4 separate regions of the Homo sapiens genome follow, and all the other regions are linked to region 4. Evidence: chromatin loops called from intact Hi-C (ENCODE). Cell type or tissue: B cell. All regions are shown on one strand. Each heading gives the region's core, and the rest is flanking DNA. Links, peaks and the distances in the headings are about the cores only. Region 1 has its middle 48 kb from the start of ELMO1. Region 2 has its middle 62 kb from the start of ELMO1. Region 3 has its middle 15 kb from the start of NME8. Region 4 overlaps ELMO1 (engulfment and cell motility 1).

What was found. Peaks named below come from ENCODE experiments on the same cell type or tissue, not always from the same donor. Only the 100,000 strongest peaks of a DNase experiment are listed, where the experiment ranks them.
Region 1: it touches region 4 in a loop (17-fold over the local background); 42 of 110 quality-filtered maps call a loop at or near these places.
Region 2: a loop joins it to region 4, with 29 times the contacts of the local background. A loop is called at or near these places in 32 of 110 quality-filtered maps.
Region 3: it touches region 4 in a loop (33-fold over the local background); 64 of 110 quality-filtered maps call a loop at or near these places.

The regions. Positions count from the first base shown.
Region 1 is chr7:37,493,385-37,499,724 of GRCh38, reverse strand. No RefSeq gene overlaps it. Among named protein-coding and RNA genes, the nearest start is that of ELMO1, 48 kb to the right of the region's middle. In B cell, for the core only: CTCF peaks have their summits at 3,738 and 3,939; a DNase peak (open chromatin) is centred at 3,924.
Region 2 is chr7:37,507,320-37,513,659 of GRCh38, reverse strand. No RefSeq gene overlaps it. Among named protein-coding and RNA genes, the nearest start is that of ELMO1, 62 kb to the right of the region's middle. In B cell, for the core only: CTCF peaks have their summits at 3,226 and 3,427 (motif pointing right); a DNase peak (open chromatin) is centred at 3,419; H3K27me3 peaks cover 302 bases.
Region 3 is chr7:37,830,221-37,836,560 of GRCh38, reverse strand. No RefSeq gene overlaps it. Among named protein-coding and RNA genes, the nearest start is that of NME8, 15 kb to the left of the region's middle. RefSeq lists an enhancer at 3,973-4,072. In B cell, for the core only: CTCF peaks have their summits at 2,615, 2,817 (motif pointing right) and 4,110; DNase peaks (open chromatin) are centred at 2,850 and 4,120; H3K4me3 peaks cover 540 bases; H3K27me3 peaks cover 580 bases.
Region 4 is chr7:37,204,939-37,211,278 of GRCh38, reverse strand. The region is part of intron 13 of ELMO1 (engulfment and cell motility 1); the gene reads left to right. Among named protein-coding and RNA genes, the nearest start is that of ELMO1-AS1, 210 kb to the right of the region's middle. RefSeq lists an enhancer at 6,062-6,340. In B cell, for the core only: a CTCF peak has its summit at 2,586; a DNase peak (open chromatin) is centred at 2,608; H3K27ac peaks cover 569 bases.

The DNA.
Region 1 (6,340 bases), core at 966-5,965, 290 kb before region 4:
CGTCTCTACTAAAAATACAAAACAATTAGCCGGGCACGGTGGCAGGCACCTGTTATCCCAGCTACTCAGGAGGCTAAGGCAGGAGAATTGCTTGAACCCAGGAGGCGGAGGTTGCAGTGAGCTGAGATCACGCCATTGCAATCCAGCCTGGGCAACAAGAGTAAAACTCCATCTAAAAAAAAAAAGCAAAAGACAGAGCCCTGTCCTCTTTTTATTTTGTCTGTGCATTTCTCTCTGTAATGAGCATGTATTAGTAGTCACAATATTTTGAATTAATGAGGTTTTCTTTTTAAGATGCAAAGTGACCCATTCAATGACTCAAAACCCTTCAGTGATCTTATAGCAGTGGTTCCCAAAGGCCTTCATGCTGGCTGGACACATAAAATCACTTAAAGAACTTATCCAAAATACAGATCATCCTACTCCTCATTTGGCCTTATTGAATCACAAGTTCTGGTTGATTCTAATGTGCCATGATGTTTGAGAACCAGAGAGTCTACACTATTTCCATGACCTGGTCTCTCAGTGTCTTTCAGTTTCATCTTCCCGTCTTCCTTCCTAATAAAGCTTCCCAGCCAGGCGCGGTGGCTCACGCCTGTAATCCCAGCACTTTGGGAGCCTGAAGCGGGCAGATCACCTGAGGTCAGGAGTTCAAGACCAGCCTGACCAACATGGAGAAACCCCGTTTCTACTAAAAATACAAAAATTAGCCGGGCGTGGTGGCACAGGCCTGTAATCCCAGCTACTTGGGAGGCTGAGGCAAGAGAATCACTTGAACCCAGGAGGCGGAGGTTGCAGTGAGCTGAGATTGTGCCATTGCACTCCAGCCTAGGCAACAAGAGTGAAACTCCGTCTCAAAAAAAAAAAAAAAAAGCTTCCCACCTATTATTTGACATGCTCTTCTATGCCTCAGGATGTGTCTTTGCCTAGAACGCAAGCCCCGTTTAACTTTGTTCTTTGAATTACTAACCCCTGTTTATTCTTCAGTACTCAGTTCAAGCATTTGTCTCCTCCAAGATCCACTGTTATCAAATGAAGTATGTCCAACAAATGAAATACTTAGTCTGTCCGAAAATGAAGTAAATTTCTTCTCTTTTGGTCTCCCAGAACATTCTTTAGCAGTAGCTCAAAAACATCTTCTCCACATACATTGAAACTGTTTTTTCCCATGTCTGTTTTTGCTCCCACCCAACTGAGGTCTTGAGGGCAGAGACAATGTGCTGTGTAGCGATTCTTAACTAAAGATTTCACCATGAAATGAATAGTTCAATTTTATAATAAATACTTAAGTGTATATATATGTGTATTTATACATATATAATTATAATTATATATGTATAATTCACAGTAAACTATGTAGTAAATTACAGGGCACAGAGAACACTGGCCCAGTTTTTCCAAATTCATATTTAATATATGCATGCAGATATTTGTGCATGTGCATGGGAATACTTCTGAGTTAAAATAACCTCTGAAGCCAATGTTTCCTAAAGCCAGTTTCTAGAAACACTAGTGTCAGGAGCTCCTCAGTGAGAAGAAAGGATTTCATTGGTAATGAAATTAAACACTCTACGATAGCCTACACTAAGAGCATTTCTGGTCATGTTATTTGACCACAACACTATTTCAAATACATCTATGAGCATTCAGAGAAAGTAGAGTTCTGCGGACCCACATTTTTAGAAATGCTGCATAACGTACTTAACCAGTTCTTTTTCTGAAGTGACAGAGTGGTCACGCTTAGTTGTCGTGGCATGGTGTGGAACAATTTCCATTGGAGTAGGCCACGCTCTTACTATGCTCTTACCACCACCAGAAGCAAAAGACACTTTCCAAGTGGCAGTCTATTTCGGGACAATCTATTTTATATTTTCCACCACTGAGAATTCCACTCTGCTTTCACAGGCAGTTCTTTCAGCTGAATGAATCGTGTTTTCTCCTTTGGGGGCGTGTGTAAATGAATTGCTAACCGTTTTGAATAGCACCCATCTGTGACAACAGTCATGCTTATGGGTGGCAGTTAATTAAGACAGCTTGGAAGATGACGATGTCTTACAAATAAGAAGGGAAGAAACAGGGACTGTCTTTTTTATAGAGTCATATTTATAATATCATAATTATTGTATGTATTTATAGTATTATATTTATTGCTTGTATTCCATTTTCTTAAATTAAGGTATAGTTTTGGGACTATCAAAATGCACTCCTAATTTATAATGTTGCATGGGACAAGGACAGAACTTGGCTTCTCCTATTTTATTCCTGAAATCTTAGAACAGGAAACCCTACACTATCCATTTATGTTTGTGGCTTTGCATTCAGCATAAAATTAAATTTTCTCTGGCATCATTTGTCAAGAAAGCTTTTAAAGCAGTGATTTCCCTGAGTTCCTTATGTAGGCAGCCCATCTTCATTTTATTTTATTTATTTTTTTGAGATGGAGTTTCACTCTGTCACCCAGGCTGGAGTGCAGTGGCGCGATCTCGGCTCACTGCAGCCTCTGCCTCCCGGGTTCCAGCGATTCTCCTGCCTCAACCTCCCTGGTAGCTGGGATTACAGCCATGCACCACCATGCCCAGCTAATTTTTGTATTTGTAGCAGAGATAGGGTTTCACCACGTTGGCCACGCTTGTCTCGAGCTCCTGACCTTAGGAGATCCGCCCGCCTTGGTCTCCTAAAGTGCTAGGATTACAGGCGTGAGCCACCACACCCAGCCTGGTAGCCCATCTTTAAAACCACCAACATCACCCAACAAGTGTGGGACATCACCCAGCAAGTTATATCTAAGGATAAGGAACAATGTGAAAGTTGAGAGTTAGAAAGCTGACCAATTTCAGAACAAACCGTCTCTCTAACAAACATCTTATTACAAAATCAGAGACTCAACTGTAAACTCTGGTAATAATTTAGAAGATTAACACTCTGCCCTAAATCCCACAAAATAGGCATATCTAAATTATACACAAACTGCAGATGTGGCTGGGCAAGGTAGCTCACACTTGTAATCCCACCACTTTGAGAGGCTGAGGCAGACAGATCACTTGAGTCCGGGAGTTTGAGACCAGCCTGGGCTGGTGAAACCCCATCTCTATAAAAAATACAAAAAAAATTAGCTGTGAGTGGTAGTGTGTGCCCGTAGTCCCAGCTACTTGGGAGGCTGAAGCAGGAGGATCATTTGAGGACATGAGGTCAAGGCTGCAGTGATCTATGATCGCACCACTGCACTCCAGCCTGAGCAACAGAGCAACACCCTGTCTCAAAACAAACAGGCTGGGCGCGGTGGCTCACGCCTGTAATCCCAGTACTTTGGGAGGCTGAGGCGGGCAGATCATTTGAGGTCAGGAGTTCAAGACTGGCCTGAACTACATGGTGAAACCCCATCTCTACTAAAATACAAAAAAAAAAAAAAATTAGCTGGGAATGGTGGCAGGTGCCTGTAATCTCAGCTACTCAAAAGGCCGAGGCAGTAGAATCGCTTGAACTCAGGTGATGGAGGTTGCAGTTAGCCAAGACTGTGCCACTGCACTCCAGCCTGGGTAACAGAGCAAGACTCCCTCTCAAATAATAATAATAATAATAATAGAAGAAACAAACTGTAGATGAGTTAAACATAGTAATTATACAAGGGTGCCCAATGTACTATAAAACATACGTGTATCACATCAAAAATGATGAAATGCCAGCCTAAATCATTTCGAAAGTTTACCCTAAACAAAATACTTATTCCAGCAATAATTAATAATTTTAAGTATGTTATTAAATATATTTTTGCTAAGTGCTTAAGATTTAATGATACCTTGTGGAAATCAGAGCTCATTCACATCTCCTGGAAATGTTGGACAAAAAAGTCTGATTGCCAAATCTCCCTAGAGTCATGGAAACATTCAAAGCATTTTTGTTTTCAAAAGAACCTGCAATTACCCCTCTTTCCGCTAGGTGGTATACTCAAGGCCAAGAAAGCTACCAAAGGGATAAATATGTTCTTTTTCAACAAGGTCAAAAAAAAAAAGGATAATTTTTTTAATGTAATTTTTTTAAATTTCTTTTTCATTTCAATAGGTGTTAGGGGAACAGGTGGTGTTCGGTTACATAAGTTCCTTAGTGGTGATTTCTGAGATTTTGGTTCACCCATCACCTAAGCAGTCTTCACTGGACCTAATGTGTAGTCTTTTTTCCCTCACCCCTCACCTCCTCTCCCACCCTTTCCCCGAGCCCCCAAAGTCCATTGTATCATTCTTATGCCTTTGTGTCCTCGTAACTTAGCTCCCACTCATAAGTGAGAATATACGATGTTTGGTTTTCCATTCCTGAGTTACTTCACTTAGAATAATAACCTCCAATGGAGAGGATAAATTTTAAGCTTGAAGAGGCGACTATCTTACATCTGAATTCCAAAGTGTTTGATGAAAAAAACAGACGTTAAGAGAGAGAAGGAAAGACCTACTCAAATAGCCAGGGCCCCTCAAAGAGTGAGTCACCTACCACCAGGAATGACAATTAAAATTAGGCAAGGCCACCAGCCTCCAGTGTTACTGCATCAGACTGGTGGGGATGAAGTAGGGAACTCAATTTGCTTTTCCAGCATGCGCTTGGCTTGACTGTTATGCAAAATTCTGATAACTAAATTTAGATTGCTCTCAATCTTTCTAGTAGTCAGAAACCACAATTGGTTCATAAGTTTGTGATGTTCTGAAACCTTTTTTTTTCTGCTTCCTATATAGCTTGTATCTTGAAGGCCAGGGATTATAGGTTTCACTGTAAAATCTCCAGATGAAATTTTGCTAGCTTACTATCTCCCCAAGAAAATTCAGAGTGGCAGATTCAACTCTATGTAATAGGATATTTGGAAAGTACTTTCAGCTTTGCAGAAGGGGAAAAATGTATTTTATAGAATGTAATGAAAATGAATCTCTTCTGGAAAGAATGGGTGATATTTATATTAGATATTCAAAAGTTGAATCACATTGATCTGTCTTTTAAAGTAATTACATTGATCTCTGGAGTTTAAAGAAATGTATTGCTTACTCCCTGTGGATATTTTCAAACTTTAATTTTTTTTTACGCAAAGCAGTTTATTTTGTTTTTCCTAGTTTGAGACACAAAAGAAACCCATCTTCCTGAAGTTCAGCTAATTATTGTATAGGAATGTGTGTATGAGTGCGCATATGTGTATACTGTAGGTATGCGTGTGTGTGTGCGCGCGCCCGCGTGCGCAAGCTCTGTCTCTCTAGGACCCCCTGAAATGAATGTTTGTTGTTTTAAACCAGATTTTTTTTGTAGAGTCACAAGTTTGCTGCTTTAAACTCACTTGTTTTAAAATATTTCAAATGGACAATATTCTAAAATATATTTCCCACTACTCTAATTTCAACTGAGTAAAGAATAAAATGTAACCGTTTCATTACAACTTAGCACTAACAGTGTGAAAATGGATTCGTGGGCAGTGTTTGAACGCGGCAGTGTCTTCAGGGTCCGCTGAGGTCCTAAAGGCCTGTTTGTACCTAGAGTACATGAACCCAGGCAACTCTGCTCTGGGAAGTATTGCCTCTACGTGTTACGGTTTTCTTATTTTTCCCCCTTACTTTCCATTGTTACTTTGTGTTGCTACCAACACACCAAGGCAGCAGGGAGGGCTCCTTCTGTTTCTAATCTGCAGAGGCCTTGGAAGGATGAGCGTCGTGTTTTGTTAGTTAGGAACGTGCGTAGCCCAAGTGGGAGAGCGGGGCCCGTTACGCAAGGGCCTGCTCCATGACGACAGCGGTGCATACCTTGCCCTGTGTCTAGTCTGGCTAGTCTGGTTCTGTGTTTTATTTTCTTGCTCCTGGTTGTTCTCCCAACAGGTGAAACTGCAGGTGGTCGAATCGTGGGTAGTTGAGCTGTTGTTTCAAACAAATCTTTCTAATCTATTTTTACTTGTGGCTAGAATCACAACATTTATGGAAAAGCTTTGTGTGGCCCCTCAACTTATGTAACTCTTATGTATTTTATTTTTCATGTGCTACTAGCATATTTTCTTTAACAAAAATGTCTAAATGTGCTTCAGGGCTTTCATCTATCAAAAAGCATACCTGCATTATCACGTGTGTATATATGGATACATATAAACACATACGCATATAAACATATATACATGTGAGTGTGCGCTTATTATGAGGCAAGGTGACGAAGGGGCGCTCATTATTTTCCTTTGGGAAAAGGCTTTACTTGAATCTGTTTTCCTTGAGTTATTTTTATCACTTAATTATCTTTATCAAGGTCATTAAATGGAAAAAATGCTAACAAAAGAGGGCTAGTGGTACTTTACTAAGGAACAGTATAGGAGAGCTGTAACTGCTCGACT
Region 2 (6,340 bases), core at 899-5,898, 300 kb before region 4:
CTCTGCCCTCACTCCTTTCTCCATCCCCCGTGTCTCTCGCCACAAGTCAATCCAATATTGGAACTTTGCATTAAGAAAAGACGTCAACAATAATAGTAGCGTTAAATTACTGATCCAGGTGATTTTCATGGATTTGGTTGTCAAATCCCCACACATACCCATGAAGCACTGTTATTATATCTTCCAGATGAGAAAACTAAAACGCTTGGAAGAGACTTTGATAAGCCGATGCTGAAAGAGAGAGCTGGGGTGGGAACCCAAGCAGTGGAATACTGCTGCTTTAGAGACTATTTCAGTTATTTTTAAAAGATCATTTTATTCTAGAGAAGCCTAAGCATCTAAGAAGTTCACAGGTGAAAATGTGGCCATCAACGAATATGTCTCCAGAAAGTCAAGTCATTGTTCAGCCTAGAATTGGATTGCGAAGGGAAATAGTGACAGGTCCTCACCCATAACAAGCACTCCCTTAAAAATAAAAGTAAAAATAAGACTTAGGGATGGAACCGAAAGCCAGAGCCCCAACATGTAAGTCCAGACCCACTTTGACAATATAATATAATGAGAGCCACTGTGTGTGATGTGAGCATCTACTGCAGGGAACTGAGCTAGGTCTACAGACCATCTCCTCCATGGAGGCTTCCAACACCCCCGAGAAGGAGGAGCTTGCTAGAGGCCAGTGACAGGGCAAACTGGCTTCTAAGAATTTTTCTGCAGGAGGCCAGATCTTGAGTTCTGAGCCATTTGCTGTGTGTTTCAGAAGTTTAGGATAGAAAGTTGTTTGCAGCTGTTCAGGGGCCATGCTGATGGAGCTAAGGTTGGGAGCTCAGAATCAGGCTAAGTGAACAAAGGATACAGGCTCCAGCCTGGAGGTGGGCCACTCACTAGCAGAGCATAAATAGGTGGGCATCACTTTGCCAGCTTTATGAGGACCCATGCAAACAGACCTCCATCCTGACGAAGACCACTCCAGGTGGACATCTGACCAAAACCAACTAAAGATACCTCTTGGCTTATATAACGAGGTAGTTCACACTACAATTATATAAATTACCTAGTCTTAGTAAACCAGAGTGGAAATATGAGTTATGCCTATAAGTCTAATTTTAAATAAAAATGTTCTCTATAACTTGACTTTGATTCCTGTGAGCCAGTTTATTGTCATATAAACGGATAAGAGTTTACCGTATTCCGAGAAATAATGCCTTGAATATTTTAACACAAGTTTTTTGCTCTAATGGTTTATTCAGCCACTAAGCATTTATTAAGTCACTACAACTCAATCGTAAATGTCATAAGAAAGCATAATATTAAGTGGGCATAAAACTGTTAAATAAACAGCAAAATAAAATCTTGTAGAAGCAGCAGATGGACTCTCTTAAGCCTAGTTGCTGTGTGGGAGGGATGGCTTGACAGTCTAGTGTGGTAAGCAACCCCAGTCAGGTCCTTCAGAGACCAAGGCAGGGAAGTGACTCTTCCAGACAGGAACTTTTTCTCTTCCCACCAAAGTCTGTTAAAACTATCAAACTCTCCCAGCACTGCCGGAACCGACAGTGAGAAGGTCACTCTGTTTGCTGTTGTATTTAAACAGCTAGTAGATTTACAGAATGAGAACATCTCTCCAGGAATTGCACAGACTTGCCAAGAGCAAACAGGAACATCGGCAGCTAGAGCGTTAGAAATGCAGCAGATAGTAAGGACTCTGTGACTTTAAGTGTCAACTCATAACCCCCTCAGGGAGGGCAACCAAAGTACATCAGTCCAGATGCCAGGAGACCCCCCTGGAGGGTCCTGTTGTGAGTGGGACCTAGAGATGAACCAGGTGGCAGCGGGAGGTTCCATGAGCATTTCCCACTACTCCACTAGGCTGGCGAGGAGGTAGCTGCTCAACTGTCCTGGCAATACACCAACATTAATTGGCTTTCTTTTTGTTGCTTGGTTGTTGGCTATACCTGTGCTTAGTAGAAGGAATACAGTGTGGTTTCGGTTTGTTTCAACTAATCCTTTTGCTGATTCTACAAATCACACAGTTTAGAAGCCCCCCAAGCACCTTTCAAGAAGCTTACCTAAATGGAGTAGACCTGAGGGACAATTATTGTCCTAATCCCAGGGTCGCAAGTAGTAAACAGCTACCTTTATGTTATAAGGTTTCAGGCAAAGGGTGGGATAATGGCAGATACTTGGGGCTCAAGGTCTCGGGGGTCAGGCATACTAAAGTTAACTGATAGGTGATCACTGCATGCATGAGATGAACAGTGAGCAAGGGCCGTACTCTTAACCCCTGGAAAATTTCTTAACGTTTTACAAAATGAGAAACTGCACTGGAAGAAACTGGTTCATGAGATAAGGACATGGATCCAGTGAACCTCTGGAGCCCAAAAGGATAGAGTCAAACCAGGCTCCAGCATATGCTAGTTGTAGATCCTTGTGCAATTTACTTCTTTGGTGCTTATTTTGAGTCACAGCAGGTTTGTTTTTTTGTTTTTCTTTTTGTTTTTGTTTTACAGAGTCATGCTCTGCCTCCCAGGCTGGAGTGCAGTGGCTGGATCTTGGGGGCTTACTGCAATCTCCACCTCCTGGGTTCAAGCAATTCTCCTGCTTCAGTGTCCCAAGTAGCTGGGATTACAGGCATGCACCACCACGTTTGGCTAATTTTTTGTATTTTTAGTAGAGATGGGGTTTCACCATGTTGGCCAGGCTGTCCTCGAACTCCTGGCCTCAAGTGATCCACCCACCTCGGCCTCCCAAAGTGCTGGGATTATAGGCGTGAGCCACCGAACCCAGCCAAGTCACAGCATTTTAACAGGGAAGCACATTGCCAGGATTTGCTACACTGCTGCTCTCTCATTTTGTCACTTTGTTCCTGCTAACTCCCTCTCTCCTCCTTCATATGTTTGTCCCAAAACTCTTACATACTCCTTCGTTCATCTCCTCTCATTGTTACCTATATATTCTTATAGTATTTCATTATGAGTTTTAAAAATAAACATTTGATCACAAAATGACAAATACTGTATGATTCCTCTTACGTGAGGTACCTGGAGCATTCAGATTCGTAGAGACAGAAAGCAAACTGGCTAGGGGAAGGGTGGGAAGGGGCAGTTTGTGTTCAATGGATAGAGTTTCACTTTTGCAAGATGAAAAAACATTCTGAAGATGGTTGGTGGTGATGGTTTCCCAATAAGGTGAGTATACTTAATGTCACTGAACTGTATAGTTCAAAATGGCTAAAATGAGGACTTTTAGGTCTATTTTATCCCAATTTTAAAAAACAGAAAACTTACAAAGCAAACCCTTGACTCACTTTCATTATATTTACCTATAAGATTCACCAGAATAGAAATATTTGTCACACCCAGATCACCTCAACACTGTCCTGTAGAAAGAACTGAGGTGGACTGAGGATGCATACAATACCCAGCAGAGGGCAGGAGGGAGTCAAGGTGGCATTTTCCCCTAAATTTTGTATTTGTGATCATTTTTTCTTCCTCTCTTATTTGCTGTCTTAGTTTAATGTTCTCTCTAAAGGTGTAAGTCTTTCCAAGACAGCCATGTTAGAGAACAGAGGATAAATGATTCTCTCACAGAGCATGTCGGTTAAATTATTGCATAATTTAAATCACCACATAAAAACAATTGCTCAGTGGAGCTGGGTTTGTTAGTGGTAATAGAGCTCCAAACTAGGCTTTTTCGCTTTATTCTGGCTGTATATTATTGACCCAGATCATTTTGCAAAGTACTCCACAAATAATTGTATTGATGTTCCCACAAAAGGATACTAAAAACCCTGCTAAGTCTCAGTGGAAACCCTACGGAAATAGTATTGTAAAATTAATGGGATTCAGGTTTTAGGTGTTCTTTCTCCCAGCTGAGCCATGTTGCCAGGACCAAATGCTATAAAAGTGCTGCCATTTGCATCAGCCTTAACTGAGGAAATATCTATTTTTCCCTTGATTTGCTCTTTGCCTTGATTTCCTGGAGCATATTTGCAAGTTATCCTTGATGCACTATAATTATTTTGAGGAGATTGCTTTTTGGTTTAAAAGGATATTGCCATTTTATTATTTTAGAACACCAAGGGAGTCATATTCAAGGAAGAGACCAGCATTTTAATGCTGGGCTTCTCTCTCGAAGGAAACCAAACTCTTCACTGATTGTTTTTTGACTTCTGGTTCAAATAGCCTGGGAGGTACAAGGGTAGCATGTGGATTCGCGTGGAAGGTTTTGTTTAAGGCAATGAGCATTAGCTCTCTTTGCCTTCTCCCAGGGCTGCCACTCGGCATCGAGTTAAAACGGTGACAGCAGCAGCAGCAGCAATATCTGCCCAGACAGTTCTGGTTCTTCCATTTACTCAAACAATTTGGATGCAGATGGCCTTTCTACTTCATGCATTGAATATGATTCAAGTCCCAACCATCCATTATTACTTCACCTGCCTTGAAATGGGAATTGTAAGCACTCTGATAAATTATTTGAAAGACTAATTTCCTCAAATACCCCTTTCTGCTATTAACTTGCAATTTTATAACATTTAAAACGTTCTGAAATTTCTGTGTGCATAGCTCCGAGTGAGTTGACAGCACGTGCCCCCTGCATCAATACTACAAAACATAAGGGGGAAGGAGACACTATATTTCTCTTTCCTGGGCAGTGGAAGAATACTGCTCTCTAAGCCCAGCATGTGTGAACAATGAGTCTTTCCTACAGGAATGGTGGTGGAGCTCATAGGAATGCACACTAGGATAGGCTTCATTCATTTAATTTCTGTCTCCAAAAACACAGCCTTTTCCTTCCTAAGAATCCAGGTAAGGAGAGTGGGGGTAAATAGAGATAGAAAGATAGGAGGTCAAAAAAGAACAACTAAACAACAGAACAGCCCTATGTTGTTTCAGTGTCTGAAAATCCTCTGAGTTGTTGAACCCTGTGTTGTGCATTATGTGACTATCTGTTGCAAGATAGGTGGATGCCCTCTCTAAGCTCCATTACCCTCTGTGCATGGCAATCCATTGATAATAAGCTTCAAGAAAGCCAGCTTTCATGTGGAGCTCACCACATTTAGGAGCTCTGTAAGAGTTACTTTCATAACCCTAAAACCAGAATTTCCATGAGGAGAATCTAAACAAAGTGTACAGACTAAATAAACATCATTTTGAGGAAGGGAAGTCTTCAATATGGAAATCACAGTGACACATATGTTGGCAGGAGTTGCATGCTACAGTTGATTAAGACATAAACAACCTTCCTTGATAGAAAATCCCATACAGAAAGTCGAATCTGGCTGTTGATTATAGATCTCATAACAACAACATGTCTCTGGACTGAGCAATAGAGCTGAGTAAGGCAGAGCAGGGATGTTGTGTTTATCCGGTCCACATGGAGGAGAGGGAGAAAGAACTTGCCTGTGTGGAACTCCATTGTGAAAGGCAGGCACAGCTCTCCAGAGGCAAATTCCACTTGGCTCAGGCTCTCCGCAGGATTTGTTTCCATGGGTCCTGCCTAAATTCATCATAATGGAGACTATGCTCTTCAGCTTCTGATGAGGGGTGTGGAAAAGAATCTATACCTGTGTGGAGCGTTCCCTATGTGCCTTGCACTATCTCTGTTTAATTGAAAACGAAAACAAAGTATGGAAAATTACGTAACAAGCACTGTCTCCAGATCCACACATGTCAACATATTTTTATGCTTGCTTCCGATCTCTTTAAATTTGAATAAAAGACACAAACTATCTCAGTTAAAATTAAAGCTCCCTTTGCTACCTGTCTCTGTCCCATTCTCCTTCCTTCCTCCTGCAGAGAAGCTACCATCCTGAATTTGGTGTGTATCATCTGTTGTGGACACTTTACCATGTCATCTCATTTAGTCCTTCTGACAACTCTTTGAAATGGATATTATGCCCATATTATAGATTAGGAAATTGATATGCAGGGAGGTCAGTATTTGCCCAAGATCACACAGAGAGTAGGTAAAAGAGTCGAAGTTCACAGCCAGCTTTCTCTTATTCAAAACCTGGGACCTTTTCACTGCATCTTACATCCAGAAGAGCTGGTCCTCTTCCTCATGTCACTGAAGACTTCAAAGACTTTTCCCAGCCAAATCATTTCACCTCATTTTATCTTGACTTACGAGCTTTACTTTCTGATTATTTAATGGCAACTCTCTTCTGAACCATTTTCACATTTTTGCCCAGACATGGAAAGCTCAGCACAATCGTGATTGGAGAGGGATAAAATGGGAGAATTGCACATCTTGCTGCATGCATTTGGGCATCCTATCTGTCTTCAAATATGCACAGGTGCATGGCTGCCTCCCTGAGTACCAACAACGCATTCCACGCTCCACT
Region 3 (6,340 bases), core at 689-5,688, 630 kb before region 4:
TATAAAACACCTCTGGCTAACATTATATGTAATGGTCAATTATTAAAAACTTTCCCATAATACCTTTAACAAGTCAAGAATGTCTGCTTCCCCCAATTCTACTAAATGTTATATTGAAGTGCTAGCTAGTGCAATACAAGGGGAATATAAATAATAGGTATAAAGATTGAAAAAAATATATACATACAGGCAAAGGCACGATTTTGTATCCTAAGGAATCTTGGGGAAAAATCAACCTACTAGAACTAATAGATGATTAAGCAAAGTTGCAAAATACAAGGTAAATATAAAAAATTGATTGTATACCATAAACTAGCATCGAAGGTTTGGAAAATAAAATTAACTTTAAAATTTACAATACCATCAAAGAAGATAAAAATATGTCATAAATTTAAAAAGAGAAATATATCTTATTGCTGAAAACAACAAAGTATTGCTGAAAAAAATTAAAGAAACCAAAAAAGTGTATCATATTCATTAATTAGAAGACTAATTGTTAAGATGTCACTTTTTTTGGTTTATTTGAGACAGAGTCTCGCTGTGTCACCCAGGCTGCAGTGCAGTGGTGCAATGCGATCTTGGCTCACTGCAACCTCCACCTCCCAGGTTCAAACGAATCTCCTGCCTCAGCCTTCCATGTAGCTGGGACTACAGGCACCTGCCACCATGCCCGGCTATTTTTTTTTTTTTTTTTGTATTTTTAGCAGTGGTGGGGTTTCACTATGTTGGCCAGGCTGGTCTTGAACTCTTGACCTTGTGATCTGCCCACCTTGGCCTCCCGAAGTGCTGGGATTACAGGTGCGAGCCACTGCACCCGGCCCAAGATGTCACTTTTAATCGAAATTATTCTATAGATTCAATGCAATCATAATAAAAATCCCAACCATTTTTTGTTGCACTTGACAATCTGATTCTAAAATTGATTTGGAAATGTCAAGTACCCAGAAGAGTCAGAAAGAAAAAAGGTAGAAAACGTGCACTTTACTATTAAACTACAGCAATTAAAATGGTGTGGTAATGCCATGTATAGATCAATGAAAAAAATACAGAGTTCAGAAAGAGTCCCACACATACTGTCAATTTATTTTCTCCAAAGACATCAAGGTAGTTCAACAGGGAAAGGAAATTCTTTCAAATAAATGATGCTGGAAAAATTTAAACTCCATATGGAAAATAATGAACCTTCACCTTCATAAAATATGCAATGTAGTTCAGATGGATCACAGACTTACACATAAAAGTTTACAACTATAAAGCTTTTCCAAAAGTATAGAATATTTTTACAATCTTGGGATGGTAATCAAATATTTCTTAGAACACAAAGAGTCATCATAAAATTTTAAAAGTAATAACTGGACTTAATCAAAGTTAAAAACCAAGTCTATGCCAAAAATGATTAACTTTCATTAATAATAATTTTAGAAAGCTCTGAACAAACTAAGAGTTGAGAAATAATTCCGTCTGAAACTTACAGCTAACATTGTATGTAAAATCAAAACATTAGAAACATTCTAATTAGGCTAAAACCATACAAGAATATTCACAAAATCCCATGTTCATGGATTGGAAGACTTAATATTGTTGAAATAATCATATTCTTCAAAGTGATCTGCAGTTTAAATGCAATTTCTATCAAAATCCCAATGGCATTTTTTACGGACATAGTAAAAACAATCCTAAGATTCATATTAAACTATAAAAGATCCAGAAGAACCAAAACAATCTCTAGAAAAAAAAAGAAAGCTGGAGGCATCATAGTTCCTGATTTCAAAATATATTACAAAGCTACTGCAATTAAAACTGTATTGTATTGGCTTAAAGATAAACACATAAATCAATGGAATAGAATGGAGAGTGCAGAAATAAACACACACACATATGATTAATTGATCTTTGACAAAGATGCTAAGAATACACAGTAGTTTCTTCAACAAATGTTAGGAAAACTGGATATTCACATGTGTATATTACACCACACACAACATTCAACTCAAAATAGATTAATGACTTACATGTAAGACCTGGCCAGGGTTGGAGGCTCACACCTGTAATCCCAGCACTTTAGGAGGGCAAGGTGGAAGGATCACTTGAGTTCAAGAGTTCGAAATCAGCCCAGGAAACACAGAGAAACCCTGTCTCCACAAAAAATAGCCTGGTGTGGTAGTGCACACTTGTAGTTACCTGCAGTTACTTGGGAGGCTGAGATGGGAGGATCACTTGAGCCCAGGAGGTTGGGGCTGCAGTGAGCTTTGATTGTGCCACTGCACTGCAGCTGAGTGACAGAACAATATCTTGTCTTTAAATAAATAAATAAATGTAATACCCCAACTATAAAACTTCTAGAAGAAATCATAGGGAGAAAGCTTCATGATAATGATCTTGGCAGTGATTTCTTGAATACAACACCAAAAGCACAGTCAACAAAAGTAAAAAATAGACAAGTGGGACTACATAAAATTAAAAAGTTTCTGTACAACCAAGGAAATAATCAATAGAGTGAAAAAACGTATAAAATCAGATAAAATATTTGTCAACCATATTTATGACAAGCCGAAACATATAAGGAATTCCCACAACTCAGTAGCAGAAAAACACTAAAATGCTAAAATAGCTGAGAATTTCATCTTAATCCTGTTATTTAATTTCATCAGTGAAATCGAAATCAACTCTTCATTTGAATATATTCTGTCTGAAGTCCTCATATGAATTTTCATTGCAAATGTTTATAAAAACTACCCCTGACATTATTTATTACATTTGAATTTTATTTAATATAATTAATAACGTGTAAGTGTAACTTCTCAAGACGTCCATAAGGTGGCAGTGTGCACTTCCGTAGTGGCGGTTGAGCAGCAGCGCAACAGAAAATCAGATAAACATCTACGCGACCACGTTCTGCTGCCAAGGCTCTGAAGCCCCCCTGCCCTAGACCATTTGGAGCATCAAACATGTAAAGAGTTCTGAGCTCATACCCGGGGGCTCGGCGTTGTCTTTTCTGTTGCTCATCATCTTACGCCCCAGTTCTAAAATGACACCCCCATTTGGAAATGCATGAACCTCTGTAATTCACACGTACCCAGGTGGTCCTGCAGCCTAGTTTCCAGTTTTAGGTCTCAGTTCCGAGTGGAAAGCATTTCCTAGCAGCCTGACAATACAGCCAGAAAGCATGTTATGGGGTAAGGTGATAAATATTTGCCATATGAGCCGTCCCCCACCCTCCCACTTTTGTAGCAGACGTTACTAATCAATCATGATAGTTCGTGCTACTCAGCCTCCCCCTTTCTCAGCAGAACCCCAAAAGCTCCGACACAGGAGAGTCCCTGTCTTTAGAAGTGGGAGCCGATGCCCAGAAATCCCTAGGATTCCAACACAAGTATGGAGGTGTCGTCACACATCAACCATGAACAGCAAGAATAACCCCTCAAGACTAGACCCCGCACAAAGCAGGGACTACCCCACTCCTTCTCTCATTAATCCTACCACACTCTCTACCATGGCCCCTGAGGACCTAAACTGTATTTTGCATTTTCAACCAAATTGATATTATTTTTATTAGCATAATCAATTTTTCTTCTCTCCTGAATTACTTTCCATTAGCATTTTAATCTCTGATGGCACAGTATTTTTTTAATTCTCTTGTATATCAAAATTTTAACTTTCCCCAGAAGCAAATGTAGGATTTGATATAAGTCTGGATCCCAAAACGGAACTCCCAGAAGACCTCGATTACAACCAAAGACCTGGATTATAGTTCCATCTTGAAAGTTATTTCTAGAAGATGGATCTGCCATCCAGAACGGGGAAATGAGGCTGGGCAGAATAGCCCTAAAAAGGAGTAGGGAGATGAGAGAAAGGAAGAAAAATTGCTGGTTCATGGCCATCGACATTATGCTTTCTTCAAGTGAAGATCTATGATTTGATTAAGTTCCTGATTCTAGAATGGCATCTAGGCCTAGGACAAACATCCCCAACTGGGGAAACTGGTCTGGGAAAAATATCCTCAACCTTGTCTTGGGGCAGAGGTGCAGGTGATGATGATGGCAGTGTCAGCAAGTACATCCAGGGACCAGATGGTGCCAGGGTCACTGCAGTGGCAGCATCAGAGCTACCAGGAGAAGCCGTGGGGTGGCACCCCACGCCCACAGTGGGTGGAAGAGGAGAAGCGTGACTCCCCAGGAAGCCTCAGCTGTGATAAGGGCTGAGAAGGCAGCTGCCAAGTCCACCAGGCATTCTGCCAAGGAAGGGAGGCACCCGCATCTGGGAACTTAAAGAGCTGTCCTGGTGATAGAATCTGTCTGGGGAGGCTCAGCAAGATTCTGCTATTTTTTTTCCCATGTAACCCAAGAAATACTCCATTTGTTGTGAATTTAATATTACATAGAAGAATGTTTATACTATGTTCCTATGAATATTAAATATACTGTTCTTCACAATGAATGATGGTGACAACTCTACGTGAAAAAATGATAAAAACAGTGTCCCATACACATAAATAATTTCTAAATTCTGTTATATTTAATATATAAATCTTTAATATGATATACTACTGAGCTTTTTTTTTTAACCATCATATGTTGCAATTTTTGCTTACTCTGGTATATTTTCAAAATACTCTTAATTCTTGCAGCCCTTCTCAACTGGGTTTCTGTAAAAAAATTACTTGCGGGCATTCGTTTAACTTCACTAGAAAACTTTGTAATACTGATATTTTAAATGGATCAAAACCCATAAATCCAATTCCTATTCTTTTCAGTTCATATGCTTTAAGGACGGACATACTCAGACCAGGATACATAAAAATCTTGGAAATAATGAGCCTTATTATTGCAGTGATTCTATTTTTTTTTTTCTGATTTTCATCTTAGCTTAATCTTTTTATCCCCTTTGTGAACAAAAGCTCTCTGAAAAAGAATCTGGAGGAAAGAGATTTTATTCCAGAGAACTGTTTGCAAATCAGGCAGACATGCAGGCCGCTGTGTAAAATGAAGGTCCATTCCAGAGAATGAAGGGATGGCATGCCTGGGGTTTTATAGGAAAAGTCCCCACCCAGGTTCCCAACCAGGTCTATTTATGCAAACAAAGGGTTGAGTCTTGTTTGGTTTTGACTGGCTGACAGAGCTGAGTTCTGATTGGCCCAAACAGCTGAGCCTTAATTGGCTAGGGGAGGTGATCTCTGGTTGCTTCCCAAGCCCCAAACCAGCAGTCCCTGTCAGATGTTTCTTTCAAATGGCCAATGGGGCCTGGGGCTTGCGGCACTGGGAGGTGTGGGCAGGTGCTGTGCTTTTTGCAGCAGTTTATCTTGTAGCCCAACAACAGAACAGGAGCTGGTTCAGCTTGATTGTAGAATGGGAGGTCCTTTGATACTTTTACAACATCTTTCTGAGAGCGCAGAACATGTGACCATTCTGTCACCCAGCTATGGACACCTAGTTCTGTTTTAACTTTGAGCTCCTCAGTTAGCCACAGGGAGTCCATTTTGTCTGGGGGCATACTTTATCACCTTTCTTTTCCAAATCTTATATTATCTGATTGAACTGCACACTTTAGCACTTAATTATATCGGTATACAACGCTAGTTTATTTAGAATTGTTTTTTCGCTAGTTGTTTCAACTGCACGTGCCTTGCCTTCCTTAAGTGAGTGTGAACTCCTGTAGGCAGGAATTGCTGAACACACATTTGTTTTGTTGTCTATAATTTCTAAAAATTCACATTTCATTAAAATAGCCAAAGTTACCCCTACTAAACAACACTTAGAGGCAATTAGATTAGATTGCTTGTTGGGCTCAGTGAATCACTTCTTGTTAGTCATGGAACCATAGTTCTTTAAGCATTGGGTACTCACATCTCTGGTAGATGTGAATTAAGAAATTAATCCAGGATGCATTTTGGAATGTGTAATTATCATTCCTGAAGCCACACACAGTCACTGCTCTTAGAACTGGAAAGGACTTCTCTTCTTATAGATGCAGCATTTGAGACTCAGAGCTGATAAGAAAATAGCCTGATTAACAGACTTCAATGTTGAAGACATTTGAAATTCAAAGCGGAGCACTGCTTTTTCTCAGATTTAGAATTAAAAGGGAAAAAAGAAACAAGTGACTTTCACATTTGGTGCGAAGCTTGAAAACATACTCTTTTCTTTACTCACTGGCACATCTGAGCACACACATTAACCCTTCCTCACCTGAGACAAATTGTAAAGAATCTACATGCGCCTCCATATATGCGCACCTCTTCCCTCCCCTTCTACCCTCTGCCATTGCAGTCAGGGAAGACAGTGGCTAAGATGTGCAGTGTGTTACCTTTCCCATGAGTACTTGCATTTTTAAACTTCCATTT
Region 4 (6,340 bases), core at 655-5,654:
GAATAGTTTCCACATTTCCAGATGTTTAGCTGGTTTAAACAGGATCACATGAAAATCTCTTCTGGCTTCAGTGAAATGGAATAACTTGCACAAGTGTGACTAATACTGCATTTGTTTATTCAGTTCTGATTAAGTGTAACCGAGAGTAGTTAGCCCGGAATGTATCTCGACTTCATTAAATCTATTTCACAAGATGCTTAAGATTTGTGTTTGCCTTAAATGAGTGATGGATCTTATTATTGGGTTATTGAGTTGATTACTTACATACATCAATTTTATATCAAAGTCAAATTGAAAGTCTCCTGAAATTTAATCCTGATGACATTAACACAATTTATGTTTTCTTAAAAGGTCTCTCTTGCTATGAATGCTAATAGGTTGTCTCCTAGATTTTTTTTTTAGTTTGCAAATCAGAACACAGCTTGTCCTGAATATAATCCATTGTTTTCATTTCTGTTTGCACTATATTCTCGATTTTCTCCCCATGAAGTCTCTGAGTGACCTTCGGCTAATATCAAATTCTGCAGTTGTAAAATTGGATTTCAATTTTAATCCCCATCATAAATGGCATTACTGAGATTTTGGCTTCGGTGATTAGAAATCACCAGGCATTATTTTATAGTTCCAAATACTCTTTCCTTGGAAAAAAATATATAAGCTATATATCTGTATGTGTGTGTCTGTGTGTGTATATATATAAGGTGTATATATTTTATATATATACATATTCATGCATATACATATATACAGACACACCCAAATATATATATATACACACAATGTATATATCTGTATATATACTAATAATAATATTTATACATAGTTTGACAAATGGTATCATGCTTTATGTGTTATTTGAGAAGGCTTGTCTTTCATGGGAATATTCTTTGAAAATGTTTTCATATTACTGTGTTTCATTACTGATTTGTTTTTCATTATTTAGATGTAATACAATTTATTTAACCAAGCCCTTTTACTAAATGATTCAATGCTTTGAAATTACCATAAGTCTATAATTAATATCTTACAGCCCAGAATGTATGCACACCCATGATCACATTATTAGGATAAATTTGTGGAACTGTACTTTGTATGAGATATGTTTTCAAGGCTTTTGATACTGTCTAATTGCTTTCCACACACAGAAAGTCATGTCCATTTTAACCAGCAGTGTTCATTTTTTTTTTAACTCTCTCCAGTAGTGTTTCTTAAACTAAAAAAACCTAAAAACCTAAAAAACTAACACTCTGTCCAGTTATTGTTTTTATAGTGTTAGTTTTAATATGACGTTTTAAATAAGAATACTTACTGCATATTCAGCTTTGCAGCTTGCTTTACAGAGGTATTCTGAAATTATTTTTGTATCATTATATTTTATGTTTCGACCTTGGCATTCCATTTTATCTTTTAGTTGAATCAATTTTTTAAAATTTTAGCAAAAAATGTCATGACTGGTGGAGCGGGTGAGTTTCCTGTACTTGTGTGTCGATGACCAAAGCTCCAGGGTGGCAGTGACCTTGCTGGCAGAGCCCCTCTGCCAGAGCGATGGTCCAGGGAAGGCGGATGGGACTCACTTTCTACCTCACCCTCAATTCCAAGTTTTACTTTTATGTGGTAAGCAAGACATATCGAGGTCACTTGGGAGGCTTTGCGAAATCACCCAATCTCTCTTACCCTCAAGTCATATCAAAATTACCAAGGAAGAATCAGGGCATGTACATTTGGAAAATACTCTTAATTGATTCCTCTTCTGAGGGAGAGCCTGGTTCTAGGGTGCTCCTGTGACTGCAATTTTATCGTCCTCCTCCTGCCAGTGCCTGGATTTCTTCTGAGCTATGTAGAAAATCCAAAACCTGAATTCTTTCCATGTGCTGCCTCCGGGATGCATGTGTCTCTGTCCCAGTAGTGATTTTCCTCGGGGGCAGTTGGATCCCAGAATGCACAGTATGGAGGGACTGTGGAGAGAGAGAGGTTGGGGGCCAACCACATGGAGGAGATAGGATTACTATAGAATCTGGGTCCCTGTGAGAGCTATCTGTAATGGGGGTGTGTGCTATGAAGCATCTCCTTTTTATTTTCAGACCCTGTTCTTATGTGAGATGACCAGGGTATTCCAAAATCAGAGTACATTTTCTCAATGTAGCTCCATCTGTCTTAACATTCTTGTTAATTCCTTGTACAGTTTAGTCTTGGTGTATCTCTGTCTTAGTTTTCCCTGTCTGGGGAGTGTTCTGCTTCATGAGTACAGAATAATAGTTTTTTTTTTTTAACTGAAAGTTAATTGGAGGTGGTTTTAAGGCCTTTAGCGCTTATGAGGACTTGAAAAGTCATCCTAGAAAAAGCAAAGACTCTGAACAGAGAATAATCATAAGAGAGTGTTGGTTTTCTTTATTTTTCCATGGTTCTTTTTTAGTTTTTGATTTTAGTTATTCCCCTGCAACTTCTCCCAGGCCAGTCTTGCATCAGAGAGTTGAGAAGTTGGAACGACTATTTAGTAATGATTTTGAGTGCTGGAAATGATCCAGTAACTTTTGACAAGCAGATATTTTCACTTTTGAATACCCAGCCAGCCAGAAATAGACAGGCCTCAGTAAACAGAACCGCATGGTCATTGCACCACCTAGAGACGGTCTTGCAAAAACGCTGAAAGCTGGCTGATGATATCAGGGTCTGGCTGCAAAATCTCTAGATGCTGTAAGCAGTCTCGTGCAGAATTCTCTCTGTACTTCCCAAAGAGGAATCATCTTGCCTGTTAAACTCCTTACTGAACTTTAAGGATTAATTTGAGGTTTGGATCATCTTTTGGATCACTTTGAAGAAAAGTTCAGTTCATAAGATTAAGACTGCTATTTCTCATGTTTCTGCTCCCAAGTAGGCAATGCCCAGCAAGCATTACATGACAAGGCTTTGGAGTTCACTGGGCCTAGATTTAATTTTAGCTTTCCTCCTTTTGAGCCATGGGCCAGTGGTTCAGTCATTTAACCTGTTTGGGCATGGGTTTTCTCAGCTGTGAAACTGGGCAGCATCTTTTCTGTTTTGAGATTATGGGAGGGCCCCACAGGACCGTCTACCAGCGACTAGCACAGCAGCTGGAACCAAGGTGCACTCAGCCAGTGCTACTTCCCTTTCTTCCTTTTGGAGAGAACACATCATAGAAATCATCTGCAGCCTTTTAAGTTTTCCAAGGTAAAAGTGGCCATTGCGCCAACAAGGCAAGAAGAACAGTTTATTAAAAGGTAATAAACCACAACACCTTTGAGGAGGCAGATGGGCATCACATTCCTTCTCAGCACAACATCCCAATGGAGCAAATTTTTCTGATAAAATAATTCTAAAGTCACAATCTAGGTGGCTGAGTGGCTTGTAAGTTTAGTCATAACACAGAAAAGCTGCTTCATCTTCTGAGATCTCGTTTTTTGTTTGTTTGTTTGTTTGTTTTTGGTAGAGTTTTGCTCTTGTCGGGTGCCCACCACCACACCCAGCTAATGTTTGTATTTTTAGTAGAGACGGGTTTCACCATGTTGGCCAGGCTGGTCTCAAACTCCTGACCTCAGGTGATCCACCCACCTCGGCCTCTCAAAGTGCTGGGATTACAAGCATGAGGCACTACACCAGCCATCTTCTAAGATCTCTTGTTATTGATTCTGTGGTTTCAAAATGGACAGGCCTTTGTAGGTCCCCTGGTGGGAAGAGACAGAGTTGTCTGGGATAATGCTATTCTTTTTTTTGAGACAGAGTCTCGCTCTGTCACCCAGGCTGGAGTGCAGTGGTGCAATCTTTGCTCACTGTAACCTCCATCTCCCAGGTTCAAGGATTCTCCTGCCTCAGCATCCTGAATAGCTGGGACTACAGGAGTGCGCCACCACACCCAGCTAATTTTTTGTATTTTTAGTAGAGACAGGGTTTCGCCATGTTGGCCAGGCTGCTCTCGAACTTCTGATCTCAGGTGAACCACCCACTTTGGCCTCCCAAAGTGCTGGGATTACAGGCGTGAGCCACCGTGCCCTGCCGGGATAATGCTATTTTTAGTGGAGCTTCTAAGGAAGGGCATATGGATTCCTGAGAGTAATGGAAGGCAGACTCTCACCTCTAGGATGACTTTATTTTGAGAACAGGGGAAATGCTGTATACAAAGTTGTCCCTCTTGATTGTAGCCGCCAAGACCTGTGCACCATGGCTTTCACACTCTGCAAAGTGTTGTGTTCCTGGCTAGAGCCCTTTCAGAATTTGTCTCTGGTTTATTTCCAATTTGTAGTCTCTCTATTTGTGAATTTTTCCTTGTTCAGTCTACCGGACAAGCATGAAAAAGGAGATGTCTGTAGTTCATCTTTCTGATCCCTTCTGAATCAAAGCAGATATTAAAATCAGACAAGGCTTTTTTTTTTCTAGCTGCTTTGTTTTCCTTTCCTTTATCTTGACTGCAGAGAAAATAAGCTTTTTTTTTTTAAAAAAAGAAATTGTTTCTCAACAATATAATGTGTTTTAACATGAAATATTTTACAAAAAAATTTCATCATATTTCAGGATCATCCTGGAGGGAAAAATGACTAAAATGTGAAGGTGGAAGAGGTTATGGGTAATGGTGAAAACATTTCAGAATTAAGATTCATGTTCAAATTTTTAAGAGGATTTTCTACCTTCTTGGGTGATGGAAGATAATTATCTGTAGTTACACAAGTATAATTACACAAAATTACATATGCAGGGGTTGGTGTCATCTTAATAATATTTTTTCAGCAAATAGAGATGGCAGGGAATGAAATGAACTGCATATTTATATTTTTCCTTCTCTATCTCTGTCCCCATCCTAATACTACGGAAGGAAGCGTCTTTGTCTAAATGCTACTAGGCTTCAACAGTCATTGTGAGAGTAACATTGTGATTAAGCTTGGGCTGTAGATTTGGGTTGCTGACATCGATTTCTGACTCTACCAATCACAGGCTGAGTGACTTGGGCAAGGTACTTGACATTTTCATGTTTCTGTTTTTTATTCTTTAAAATGAGGGATAATAATTTTCTCTATCAATATGTGTGTTGTGTAGATTAAATTAGTAGATACTTGGAAGTTGTTCAGAGCAGTGCTTGCTACATAGTCTGTGAATCTAGATGCTATTATTACGATCTTATGATTGATATTAATATTATTGGAATGGCGTCCAGTGCTCTGTGACACCGTGAGAGATGGTGATAGCAGAACGTGAGAGTTGTAGGTTGTCCCTAGGAGGGTAGTGTGAAAATCCGTGGTGAAAGTAACAGTTAAAGGTGAAAGAACACTGGGTGCTTGGGAAACTGCAGGTCATTTATCATGGCCAATGTTTATGTTGCAGAGAGGGAAGTAGAGTTGCCTTTTGGAGTGAGGGAAAGGTTATAGAAGAATTTTAAATTCAAAGGGCTTTGCAATATACAGTCAGTCCTCATTATTCATGGATTCCGTATTTGCAAATTTGCCTTTTTGCTAAAATTTATTTGTAATGCCCAAATCAATATTCAACATGCTTTTTTAGATCATTCTTGGAAAATGCACAGTGGCAAAAAATCTGAGTTGCCCAACTCAGATGTTCCAGCTGAAGTCGAACAAGACACCAAGCCACCACCCTGCCTTCCTGTTTCAGCTCTCATGCTTCAAACAGGTGTCCCTTTCCCAGTCTGTCTAGGCCACGTTTTTCTCATTTTTGTGCTTCCTGCTTTCTGATGGTAATTTCAGTTTCAAATGGCCCTTAAATGTAGTGCTGAAGTGCTGTTTTTATGTTCCGAAGTGTAAGAAGGCTGTGACATGCCACGCAGAAAAAATACGAAAATATATGGGTTTGTTAAGCTTTGTTGTGGCAGTAGTTACAGCACTGTTGGCTGAGCATTCATTGTTAACAAATCAACAACATATACTAAATAGGGTGTCTTTAAACAGAAACACACATAAAAGAAGGTTATATATTCACTGGTTGGCAAAAGCGTTATGGTCAGAGGCTCGCAGAAACAATTTAATATTGTTCCTAGGAGCAATGGTTCAGTAGTTGTTAACTTATTTGCAGCAACTTTCTAGGACATAACTACTGCAAATAAGAAGAGTCTACTATACTTGGAAGTCCCCAGGGAGCTTTTGGGCAGCAGTAAACTATGGAGAGGAGAATCCCAGAGGGTCCCGTCTGTGATAAGTGGGGAAGAGAAAGTCTGCTCTTAAATGGTAATGAGAGGTGAAGCCGGCTGGGCTTCTGGGTTGGGTGGGGACTTGGAGAATTGTGTGTCTAGCTAAAGGATTGTAAACGCACCAATCAGTACTCTGTGTCTAGCTAAAGGTTTGTAAATGCACCAATCAGCTGTCTGTGTCTAGCTAATCAGGTA